Linked DNA regions of Homo sapiens: region 1 is linked to region 2. Evidence: chromatin contacts called from ENCODE Hi-C data. All regions are on one chromosome and are shown on one strand. Each heading gives the region's core, a stretch centred on a gene start or an enhancer-like site at or near the end of the contact. The rest is flanking DNA. Distances are from core to core; before and after follow the strand shown.

Region 1 (5,801 bases), core at 2,158-4,657, 2.0 Mb after region 2:
TCAGGAAATTGAAACCAGGTGCCAAATGTAAATTATTAAGTTTTGAGGCCTCAAGAACACTGTCTAACTTGAAATTCACTAACCTTACCTAATCTGTGTATAATGTTACTCAAAACCTTACCTAATCTGTGTATAATCTTATTTTATTTATATGGTTATTAAGTATTCACAGCCATTCAGATCACATCAATCAAGCAGGTACCAAATCCTTTCTGAGGTGCTATGTTACACTCTACGTGTGACCAAAAAGCATAAGTTGTGTCTCTCCTCAAGAAACGTTTTCCATTAAACTACGGGAATACACTGTAATATATTTTCAGACTCTGGGCTGACTTTTTTTTTTTTTTTTTTTTGGAGATGGAGTCTCGCTCTGTGGCCCAGGGCGGAGTACAGTGGCATGATCTCAGCTCACTGCAACTTCTGCCTCCCAGGTTCAAGCAATTCTCCTGCCTCAGCTTCCAGAGTAGCTGGGATTACAGGCACACACCACCATGTCCAGCTAATTTTTGTATTTTTAGTAGAGATGGGGTTTCGCCATGTTGGCCAGGCTGGTCTCAAACTCCTGACCTCAGGTAACCTGCCCGCCTCGGCCTCCCAAAGTGCTGGGAACAGGGGTGAGGCACCACGCCTGGCCTGGGCTGACAATTTGAAGTAAAATATTTAAGTTTCCTTTGTGTGTGTGTGTAACAAAAGCGTACTTGAATTTCTTGTCATTTTATTTAAGAATTTGAGAAATAATCCAGTTCAAAGTGGAAAAAAAGTTTCTAATGCTCATAAAATTTGAATTGTTTTCAAATGTTGACACCTTCACAAGATTTAATTTATAGATACACACACACACACAGACACAGACACACACACACACACACACAGGAAAAATCATTTAAAAGCCCACAAGCAATCCCATGTAAAAACTCAAGTGATCTCTATCAATTATAACAACAACTGATGCTTTATTTAATAGCAGTAAACCTAAATAAAGGCTAAAAAGCTCACTAAGATCTCAAATGCAATGTCTTTCAGGAAATGTCTCAATATTCCAGGTCTCAGCATTAAGCTTTTATTCTTCCACATAGTTACATAACTCTGGCCCAGAATGATGTCAGAGAAAGTCATTTCTCTGATATGCTTAATTTACTTATCTATCAAAATTATACAACTGGCTCATAAGTAGTTGTGAAATTAAACTAGCAGGAAAGAATTTTGGAGACTAAATAATGAAAGATGTAACACACAATAAACTGAACAATTTAAATGTTCAGTAAGGGCAATGCCTAGGGGTTTAACCTGACATCAATAAAATATATAGTGTATACATTATGCACCTAGTAACCTCAGTGGAGAATTCAAAAGAAGTTCATTCATTCATTCAACAATTATTTATTGAGGGCCTACTACATGCCATGAACCTAGTCTCTGGGGATACAGCAATGGACAAAATGTATAAAAAGCTTGCCCTCAGACTCCTGCCATCCTACCTGAATCATTCTCATGTAAGAGAGGCTGGATCTCTGCCCTCAAGGACCTAATATGGGCACACAAAACAAATGAAATATATGAAATAAGAAGAAAGAACTACAGTGTGAGCGCTGCTCACATTGGAGGAGTTTGAAGGAGGGCTTGGAGCAACTAGGAAGGGTCAATGGAGGTGAGATTTGAGACAGGTCTTAAATGATGGAGCTTGATTCAGACCCTTGCGACTTAAAAGTGTGATCTAAACATCATCACCATGTGAGAGCTTGTTAGCATTGCAGAATCTTGGGCCCAGTCCAGACATGGGAGATAAAAATCTGCGCTTTTGAGGGAGCAAAAGAACCCTCGGATTTCTATGGACATTAAAAGTTTAGGTGGCACTGCAGGTTTCCGGTCAGGCTGGCAATGTTGTGAGCTGGGTTGGTGGGAAATCGAGACTAGATTGGAGCCTAACATTAGGTTAGAAATAGTGAAGGGCTGGACTTGGGGAACTAGGAGTAAGGAAAATGCAATTGTACCTTTTATCATCATTAAACACAAACAGAAACCATAGAGAAAGTAGTAAGTTTATCACCAGTCAGAGGGACCTGCGTCTGAATTCCCAGCTGTACCACTTCTTAATTGCGTGACATTTCGGTCAAATTATTTAACCTGGTTGAGCCTTTTTCTTCATCTGTAAAATGAGGGGAAATCAATAAGACTCCAGAAGGCCCTTGTACAGGTTCAGTAAGGTATTAATAACACATAGAAAGCACTTAGCAGTCCCTGGCACAATGAAAATAATATCCATTAATAATAACGATATTGATAAGAATTATATACTATTCTCTGAAAAAGATTTAAAAGGAAGAAGAGAAACTATCTTTTACCACTAGAGGCCCCCCACCGTGTGGTGCGTAGAGACCCATAACAAATTTCAAGGTAAGGAACTTCATCTTCATTTTAAACTGGCACTCGACTATTACTTTTTTAAAAAGTAATTAACCCCTTACGTGTTCCCAAAGGTGCCTTCATAATGAAATTCCTGTTACTATTATTACCAGTGTTACTGTCGCTACTGTTAGAGTACTCTCAAAAGAGCCTGTCTCCCTCTCCTGGAGTAGAACTTAAAATGGGGCGGAGGCAGGGAGTTACCAAAACCACTGCAGTGTATGCTGATTTCAATAACCTGTACTGCTAACGATCCAATCTCATTTCCCAAGCCTCTACTATCCTCATTAATTTTTCTGCCGATGTACCATCTGTTTTCCAATTTCCCTCTGCCTTACACGTGCAGAACTTGTGGTAGAGAGAAGCCCTAGTTTGGCCGTTCTGCAAGGGATAGCCCAGGAGGTAGGGGGAACCTTAAGTTGAAGTCACCTGAAGCATGTTTGGGGTCAGGGAACTCGGAAAGCAAGAGTGTGGCCACAGATCTGCCCAGAGGCGCGACCCCCAGCTGAGGAGACCAGATGGCGGGAAAAAGCGGGGGTCCACCGACTCCGCGGCTATCTGTAATCCTACCCTTGGCCAGGCCGGGGAGCCAAGAAAGACTTCCAACACTCCCCAAGTTTCAGCTCAAGTCGTCTCCGAGGCTGCGTGTGCCCCAGCCTCGCACGCCTCCCTGCAACGTGGCCGCATCTGGGGCGCCCTCATACCCTCAGGGTTTCCCAAACTCTTCCATTCTCTTCCCAGGCCCAGCCATGTCCCAGGTCTCCGGGTCCCCGGGTTCTCCTCTCCGCGTGCCGGGAGAGTCTCCAGCTTCTCAGACTCCAGCAACCCCAGCCAAACCTCTTCGCTGCCTGGAGCCTTGGCTCCCGCGACACCGCCCGGCTGCGGGGCGGGGGCAGGGCCAACGGCGGAACCGCCCCCAACCGCCTCCCAGGCCAGGCGAGCAGGCGGGTGGCTGGGGCGCCTCCACCTCCTCTTCCTAAAGCGGCGAGGCGCAGAGGAGCGGCATCACTCGAGCCCAGGTCCCAGCCACCACCACTCACAGCGCTCGGCGTTCAGGAAGAGGAGCAGCAGCGGAGGCGGCTGCTTCAGCGGCGGGCGGGCGCCAGAAAGGTAGACTGAGTCCCAGGGAGCTGCGCCGCTAACAGCCCACCTCCTAGCCCCGGGCTACGCGCCGCCAGCCCAGTAACCCCACTTTTGTGTGTCCTCCCAGGCCCCGATCGAAAAGCCTGGGAGGGCCGCCGAACTACCCCCGGAGGGAGGAGCCAGTCCGAACCCAAGGCGCCACCGCCGCAGAAGCGGAGCGAGGCAGCATTCGCCTCCATGGCCCACTCGCCGGTGGCTGTCCAAGTGCCTGGGATGCAGGTGAGGAAGCGCAGGCCGCCCCCGCCGCCCACGTGACTGCTTGGGAGCCCGGTGCGCCCTCGGTGCTGGGCACCGGCGACAAGGGACGGCCCCAGGGCTCCCCTGAGGGCAGGGCCGGTCACTATGGCCAGGTGACCTGGGAGTAGGGCTGGAGGTGTTTCCTGGTGTGTAGGCTAGGTAGTGCTCTTCGCTGGGAAGGCGAGGCGGGACTGGAGCGCGCAACTAGGTGGAGATTGAGGGCGGTTGGGGGTATAAAAATAGGCCAGAGCCACAGACACCTGCGCCTGCTGAGCTTGGCACGGTTGGGGATGGGGGGGCGGAACTTAACCTGGGAGAGATGGAAGTGCCTTGGAATTTGTGGGGTATAACGCGAGTAGTGAGTGCCCTACACCCCCCACCCCAAACACACACTCAAGTTGGGGCGGGGCAACACCAGGGGTGGCGGCGGCGGCGGCTTGAATTGGGCTCTTCCTGTGTGCGTAGGGCTAAGAGAGAGGTGACCTCTTTCTCCCTTTCGGTACTGCTGCTTAAGGGCAAAGTTGTAGCTTGCTCCCCGACCTAGCCCAGCCCATAGTGTGGCGTGAGAAATGCTGGTTCTGTTCAGAGTCACTGAGGTGATGACTTCTCAGCCCCCTCCGTGCCTTTCCCACAAGATGACTGTTACATGTGGTTAAAGGAAGCTTTTTGTCTTGGACAAGGGACTACTGCATGGGACCCAACTTGTTACTCGAAGTCTACCCAGCCCAACCCCCTCCCATTATATTTTCATTTTATTAAAGATAAGCTATGTCAGAAAACTTTTTATGCTGTTATGTTTTTAAATCGGTGCATTTTAGGCTATCTGCTAAGTGTTATCCAAATTTACTAACTTTTTAAAGCATTCATGTTCTATTTTTTTTTCCTTTGCTAGATGGCCTAAACAACCCATTTAGGGGCTAAAACCACTGAAGCCTCAGTCTTTCATGATCTAAAATGTGAAAACAAACTTTTTTGAAGTTCAAAAATAAAATGTTTATAGTAAATAGCTTATATTTCTAGTAGAAATCAAAGAGCTGTAGACTGGGGCCTCAATTTACTTATTGATACATGGAGTTTTTTTTTTTTTTTCAGTGTTCTCATTTTATGAATGTCCACAAAAGTGATTTTTAAATTCTTTCCCAAAATGGGATTTATTTGTGCACCTAGAACTCTTGGTGTGTCCTAAACACCAGACATTTCAGCTGCATTTAGGGCAAGTCTGGGTTGAGTCTCAGGAAGTTAGTGTATATTAAATAAAGAGAGAGAGAGAAAGGGAAATAGGAAATAGTAGGGCTTAAAAAAAAAGATTAATCCACTCAAGCCTTGCAAAATGCCTTAAACTTTCTTCCTCTCAGGCGGCCTCCCCTCTCCTTCCCTCCTTCTTTTCCCCACGCACCCTGCCCCACACCCCATTCATTCAGTTCTGCCTTTGATTGTATCAAGGGAATTCATAGTTCACAATACTAAGTACAGTTTTGCTGTTTGATCTGGGAAAAAGTGACATTTTCTCACCGTGCTCTTCTTTCCATTCTGTGGAGAGTAAAACGATGCACATGTGAAGTTTGTCTCTGAGGGTCTCCATGCTTCTCGCTCCATTGTGTGCGCGAGCCTGCGTGTGTGCGTCAGCAGAGTGAGTGCCTCCAGTTCATCAAGTTTGTGATTCTGGGGAACTCTGTGTGCTGAGGGGAAAATGGTTTCTGATTTTTATTTTATTTGTCTTGAACTTATTGAATTTATATGGTTTAGGAACTGCTTGCTGTTCAGTATTTCTGATTGCTCCCTGCTTTTAATTATCTGAGTTGCCTATCTCTTGAATTTTTAAATCTTAATTAATGTGGATTCGAATGTGAATCATATACTTTAAATTACAAATTCTGCCTTTCACTCTGTGCCCTCTGAGTTGTGATTACTTTGTCCCACCTAATTTGAGTAGGGCAAACATCTCAACGTTAGCAAAGAAGAGAGGAATCTTTTTTTTTTTTTTTTTTGGTCATTCTCTTCATCTTAATGAAATGGTA
Region 2 (6,130 bases), core at 2,247-4,746:
TCCTGCTATTCATTTCAAATTCCGTTTACAAAGCACTGAATCCTCCAGGAACTGCTGGGCACCTCCCCTAATACCCTCTAGGCTGAGGCGATGCCTTTGAAGTCCCTGTCATGGGCTCAGGGCTGGAGCTGCTAAGAAACACCCTAAGACTGAGAGCAAATCGGCCGGCAGCTTCAGCTCCTTCGCAAGCTGCTAGCTGCTAGCTGCTCTCCTCGGAGTCAATGTAAAGTCATGAGAGTTCGAATGTGGACCGCAAGCTTCTCAGCCCTTCAGTCCCAGGGATGGCCTGGGATGTAAACACACACGACGGTTTATTCCTTTGGCCAGGCAGAGAGTCGTTAGGGTAAAGGGTAAGGGTCAAGGGAGCTCGGATTGGTGACTGAGGAGCCCAAGGAAAGCCGGCAGAAGCCGAGTCCTCTAGAGCTGGGCTTTTGGCTCTGAATCGTGCAGGCTTCCCACTTTACACAGACCTTTCATCCCCTTCCTCCTTCTTCCTCACTCGGGTCTCTCGCCACCGACCCCTACCCCCCCGCCTCCATCCCCAGATGCCTCCACGCCCAGGTGGTGTTACCCACTGAGGGTGGCCCAGGGGGTTTGCAGCCGGGGGAGGTTGCCACCAAGGGTGGGCCGCCCTGGAGACGAGAGGCAAGGCGGCGAGCCCTGGCATTTTCCTTTCCCCAGCACCTGTCCCACTTCGGCGCCGGGGCTGGGGCTGCGCCCGCGGGCGGCCTCGGAGCTTGAGCGCCAGAACCACGCACTGAGGTCGCCCAGGGTGGGGAAGTGGGGGGCCGGGGGAGGGGCGGGGCATCCGGCGGGGAGGTCTCCCCCACCGCATGCAAGACCCTTTGCCCCCCCACAACATACACTGAGGCTAAAACGGGGATGAGAGTCACACAGAGCAGGAGCGAAATCTTTCGCTCTCCGACCCGAACGGCGCGTTGCTCGACCCCCCCCTTCCTGGAGCCAGGGGCTGGCCGAGGAAGGTGGCTCCGTTCTTCCCCCGTGGCCAGTGCGGGGTCTGCGGCTGCCCGGCGAGGTTCCGGCTTCCCCGGGACTGGCAGGGGGAGCCCCGAGAACTGCAGGCCCGCCCCCCCTTCCTCCTCCTCCTTCCCCTCCTCCCCCACGTGTCCTCCCTGAGCCCAGCAGCCTGATCCCAGCACCCCCCGCCACCTCCCTCCTCCCGCTTCGCCCGCTTCCCCGGCGGCGTGGAGAAGAGCAAAGTTGCGACAGCGGCCGGGGGCTCTGCCCAGGTAAAGGGGGCGCCGTGAGGCGGGGGTGGTGGGGGAACGGTGCGGCCCTGCGGCGGGGGCGGGGGGAGGATAAAGAAACTTGCTTCCCGCGGCCCCCACCCCGCGTGGGTTCCGATCTTGCGTGGAACGAGCCCGCGTGGCGAGTCGCGGCAACACTGCCGGGACCGAGGCCGGCACCTGGACCCGGACCCGGACCGCGCGCTTGGGCCGGCTCGGCGGGCGCAGGCAGCGGGCCAGGCCAGCACCCAGGCAAGGGCGGGGTGGGTGGCCGTACACCGGACCGAATCGGGGACTCCGGTGGCGTGGGCGCGGGCCGAACCCCGACCGGGCCGAGTTGGGTGGCGAAGTAGGACGTGGATTCGGGGGCGGGGCGCGGCGGGAGGGGGAAACCAGGCCTGGCCAGACTGGCCTGGGCGTGGGGGCGGGGGGCGAGTTCGGGGCACTTGCTGGGCTCTGGACCGAGCGGTAGGGCGGGGCGGCGCTAGGGGCTGGGCCGGACCCGCAGGGAGAGGGCGAGGGGAGGGAGAGCCGGGGGTGGAGTAGGGGCGTGGAGTTGTGAGCGGGGTCTGGCCTCGGCCGGGGGCGAAGGTAGATCGGCGGGGCCGCGAGCGGAGGGAGGGAGGCCCGCGGCGGCGCGGCGGCAGCGAAGGCCAGCTTCCGCGGAGTTTGTGCCCGGGCTTCCCGGGCTCTGGCCGCCTCACGCGCACAAATGGGGCTAGGGGACTGAGTGGTAAGCAACTCCGAGTGTTAGACGGTGATCGGGCGGCGATTCCGGGAAAAGCGAGGAAAGACACAGTCTGCGATTGTGCCGCACCCCCCACCCACCTCTTAGCATCTGGATTCTGCTCTCGTAGTGGGGGCCGCGGACCCTCCCCGCCACAGTCCTTTTACTCTCCAGCACTCCCACCGCCTTCCCCCTTCTTCAGCCATCTGACTCTCCTAGGGGTATGTGTTTTTGGGGGTGGACGGCGACGGGGGTGGGGGATACTTTCCTTCCCGTGGCGGCAACCTAGTTCGTATCTTATTCCTACAAGGTAGCGTCGCTTCGAGTCGCATGGACATTGGGGTTTAGATAATTTACCCCCCACCCAAGCGATTTAATGGCTTTTAAGCAAAAGGCGAATACCTGGATTTCCATGGGAGGGATGAGGTTTGAAGATTGGGATTCACCCCTAGCTCACTTCCACTACCAACCCCTCTTTCTTGTGAGCCACTTCCACGGGTATTCAAATCTGGGGGGGAGGGGGGACGGGAGTATTAATATGCTTCTCTATTTCTACACAGGGTCGGCGTGGCGAAGGACGGCTAGCCTTGGAGGGAAAGTAGCCACCAGTCCAACTCGGGTCGCCCCCACCATTATTTCGGTGAGGGGGCAACGCTAAGAAGGGGATACTGGTGGGTAGGGGCCCAGTATAAGGGAGGGGGCTGGGTAGTCGTCCCCAGAAGGACTCCGTGTCTTGGCGGGGAGAGAGAGAGGCGAGCCCCGGCTTCAGGGGAGGGGTTCCGGGGAGGGAGATGGGGGGGTGGCGACGACGGTGGGGGGGGGAGCGGGAAGAAGGGGGAGTCACGCCCTGCCTGCAAGGGGAGCCTCCCTCAGGCCCCTGGGAGAAGGGGACTGAATGCGTCTGTTCTCCGCTGCCCGGCAGAGGAGATCTGGGGTCTCGAGATTTGCACACTGGATCGGCACCAGTGGCCTGAGAAAGTCAGGTCGGGGCATAAGGTGGAGAACGTTGGAAGAAAGAGAGAGAACCCTTTGGCCGCGGCTCACTGACCCTCTCCCTTCCTCAACCTCCCCCTTCGAGGGGCGTCGAGGTGGGGGGGGACGTGGGGCTCCTGCAGCCCCGCAGATTGAGCGCCTCCGCCTCTCCCAGGAGTCTAGCTTTTTGCCCGGCTTGCTGCAGCCACTGCTGCCTCCCTCTCCGGAATCCGCTCGGTCCTCTCAGCGATCCCCTCCTCCTCTCCTCCCCTCCCAGTGTCACCGGGGCTGCTTGGCTCTGCCCCCTTCGCCGCCGCTTGCTCCCTGCTTTCGTCCCTCCCTCTCTTGCTCGCTCCCTCCCTTCGCCTCCTCCTCCCCATTCCCCCCCACCCGCGTAGGCCGCATTCTGGGAGTTGTAGTCCGGTGGAGCGGGGGTTGGCGCCGCCCGCGGACCCAGCCGGACTCCACTTCCCGTCGAGCCCTGCGACCGGCACCCACTCCACCAGGCTTCGCTCGCACACAGACACACACACACACCGCTCTCCCCCTCACTCTTTCGCTCGCCGCGGCTGCTGCCAGTGTGTGGCTCTGTCTCTCCTCCGCTTTGCTGAGCCCTCCCTTCTTCCTCTCAGTTCCTAGAGTCCGACCGCCGCCGCCGCCGAGAGAGAGGAGAAGGAGGTCGGTGGCGATAAGGGGCGGAGGGGGGCATCAGATCGGGGCAGTATTAGGCGGGTGGCGGTTAAGAGGGAGTAAGAGGGAGCCCGGGTGGCGGCCTGAGCCTCCCCGCGGAGCCGACCCGGGAACAGGTGCGTCTTTTTTCTCTCTCCCCCAATCCCTCCACCCCTTTTGACTCCCCGGCTTTTTCGTATCCCCCCACCCGCTTCTTTCTATCTTAAGCCTTTCTCCAACCCTGTTCCTTCTTTTCCCTGCGGCCGCTCGGCTTGCCCCCCGGGGGCGCCGTCCTCTTCGTGTCCCCGGACGTAGCGCTCCCTGGAGCTGGGTATGTCTTCGCCCCTCCCTTCGGGACAGCTCCCTTCCACTTCCCACCTTCGTACCCCATCCCCTGACTTGCCCTACCCCCTTCTCGACCCCCTTCTCTCTTAGCCAGGTGAGACTCGTTCGCCACGATCCAAGAGAGTCTTCTTCCCGGCTGGGCGGGGGTCTCCATGGAAACGGGGGTCGGTTGATCCTGGGGGGGAAACCATAGGAATTACCCCACTCCTCGGAAAGGGAGGTGGAGGCTATGGTCTTGTTAACTACCTGACTCCAACCCCCGATCCAAGGATCCGACGATCCGAAGGGAGGCTGGCTAGCAGGGCAGGGCGAGAAAAGGCTTTTTTTTGGGGGGGGGGGGTGTCCGTGATGAAGTGTTGAAGAGACCGGGAGAAAATGCCCTCCAACCTCAGAGGGGAGGTGCGACGGGTGCTCTTCAGGGCTGCTTTCTTCCCGGCGCTGGGGTGCGGGAATCGTAGGGTAAGGGGTACCCCTAGGTGGCGGCGGGGCCTGGGTTCGGGAGTGGGAGTGCTGTGATGGGGGCAGGGGCAATTATCCGAGTCCCTGGAAAAAAGGCGGGGGATGACTTCGGAGCGCCCTGGCTCCGCTGCCCTCGCTCTAGGGGCGGGGGCCGCCGGGCCGGGCGCGGCGGGGAGGGGGCTTAAATTGAAGGAAGATGAGATCGGGGGCAATTCATACTAGCACCGGCAAGCCAGAGGGGAGATCCGGCGTGCAAGCCCTCCACCCGCTTCGCGCCAGGCCTGGAGGCAAGGGGTCGGCGAGCGAAGCCGAGGGCTGGAAGGAGGGAGGCTCCGGTTACGGGGCCGGGTTTCGGGATCAGGGGCAATCCCCCGGCCCTTGGAGAAGGAGGGAGAGGGATGGCCGCGAACCCCAGGGCTCCCCCACCCCGGGTCCTAAGGGGCGTGAGGGACGGACAGCAGGCCCAGCGGAGCTGGATTCGAGCGGATCGCGGCCGGGGAGTGGGAGGGCTTAGTGGTGGGCTTCGGGGGGAGCAGTCCGGCGGCGGGGCGGGCGGGCGGGGCGTGGGGCTCCGGCGGGCGGCGGGGCGGGGCCGGGGGCGGCGCTGCTGCCGCCGCCGCTGCCGCCGCCGCCGCTGCTGCTCCTGCTGGGGCCGCCGCAGCCGTTGCCGCCGCCGCCGCCGCCGCTTCTGGGCGGGGAACGGAGGCCAAAGAGAGTCCCGTGCCGGGGCAGAGGGCGCAGGCGGCGCGCGGTGGGGAGGGGGCCGTCCTGGGGGCGGGGGCAGGCGGGGGGGTGGAGCCCCCGACGGGGGGCGGTACGAGCCGGGACGACGACGACGAGGAGCCCCGGGGGCCGGGTGCATGGAGGACGAGGTGCTGGGAGAAGGAAGGGGGGTGTGGGTCCCGCGACTGGCCTCGTGGGCTTGGCTCCTCGAGGTTCGGTTTCGGGACAGAGCCCTGCAGGGGCGCCAAGAGGCCGGGGAAGGGATAGGGAGGTGAACTGGTCGGTGGAGGGGGCCCTCCTCGCCGGGGTCCCGCCGAGAGGAAGGCTGGGCCAGAGGGACGTCCGGGGCAAGGCTGGGAGGAGCCGGCCGCACCTCGGCTGGGGATTTCGCGTTATGGAGGTGCGGGAGATTGTTGTAGGGAAAGACGTGGTCGAGGGGAAAGGTGGGAGGGAAACACTGCAAACCCGGGAGGCCAACAGCACAGGCCCGTGGGGGTGCCCTTCTATTCCGCTCGCACCTCCTCCCTCCCTGAGTGGAAGCACTATGTTTTTGTTTTATTGTTTTGAAATTTTCAATGTTGGCTGATCGAAACTGTCGATGGGGTGATATTCATTCTTGGTGTCTCCTGGAGTAGACAGTAAAGACAGGCATCCTTTGGCGAGCAAGCATCTAGCCCAGGGTTTAGAGGCTCTTTACGTTAGTGTGGGAAGGGGGCCCGGTAACTTTGTGCCACAGCTTGACTACTGTTAAGGCAGTTTGGAGGTCGTCCCTGTGGTACAGAGGTGGAGTACAATTGCAAAAATCTTCAGTAAGACTTCTGGAGATGAGTTGTAGGTTAGCGTTACAGTGGTTAGCCCTGTGGTTCTTTCAACTTAGAAGGCTCTTTCTCAAAAGCACGCCGTTGAGTTACATGGGAAAATAAATGTGGATTGCATTTGGGGTTGGGAGTGGATTAGGTTGATTATAAAATTTCAAGGTTGGAAGGGA

Evidence for each region. A loop is a pair of places that touch in the nucleus more often than their neighbours do. Pooled maps may share reads with other maps.
Region 1: a loop to region 2 is called in a pooled map, with 8 times the contacts of the local background. The contact joins the promoter of STK26 here to the promoter of BCORL1 in region 2. A Hi-C loop is called at or near these places in 2 of 37 single-sample maps with no recorded cell type and 5 of 50 pooled maps.

The regions. Positions count from the first base shown.
Region 1 is chrX:132,019,895-132,025,695 of GRCh38, forward strand. STK26 (serine/threonine kinase 26) reads left to right here and starts at 3,408. Exons shown (of 12, transcript NM_016542.4): 1 at 3,408-3,513; 2 at 3,614-3,765. The coding sequence starts at 3,724. RefSeq lists enhancers at 2,956-3,502, 2,990-3,039, 3,490-3,649, 3,503-4,050, 4,020-4,089 and a silencer at 3,200-3,449.
Region 2 is chrX:129,979,139-129,985,268 of GRCh38, forward strand. It overlaps BCORL1 (BCL6 corepressor like 1), which reads left to right and starts at 3,497. Exons shown (of 14, transcript NM_001379451.1): 1 at 3,497-3,624. RefSeq lists silencers at 916-985, 4,326-4,562.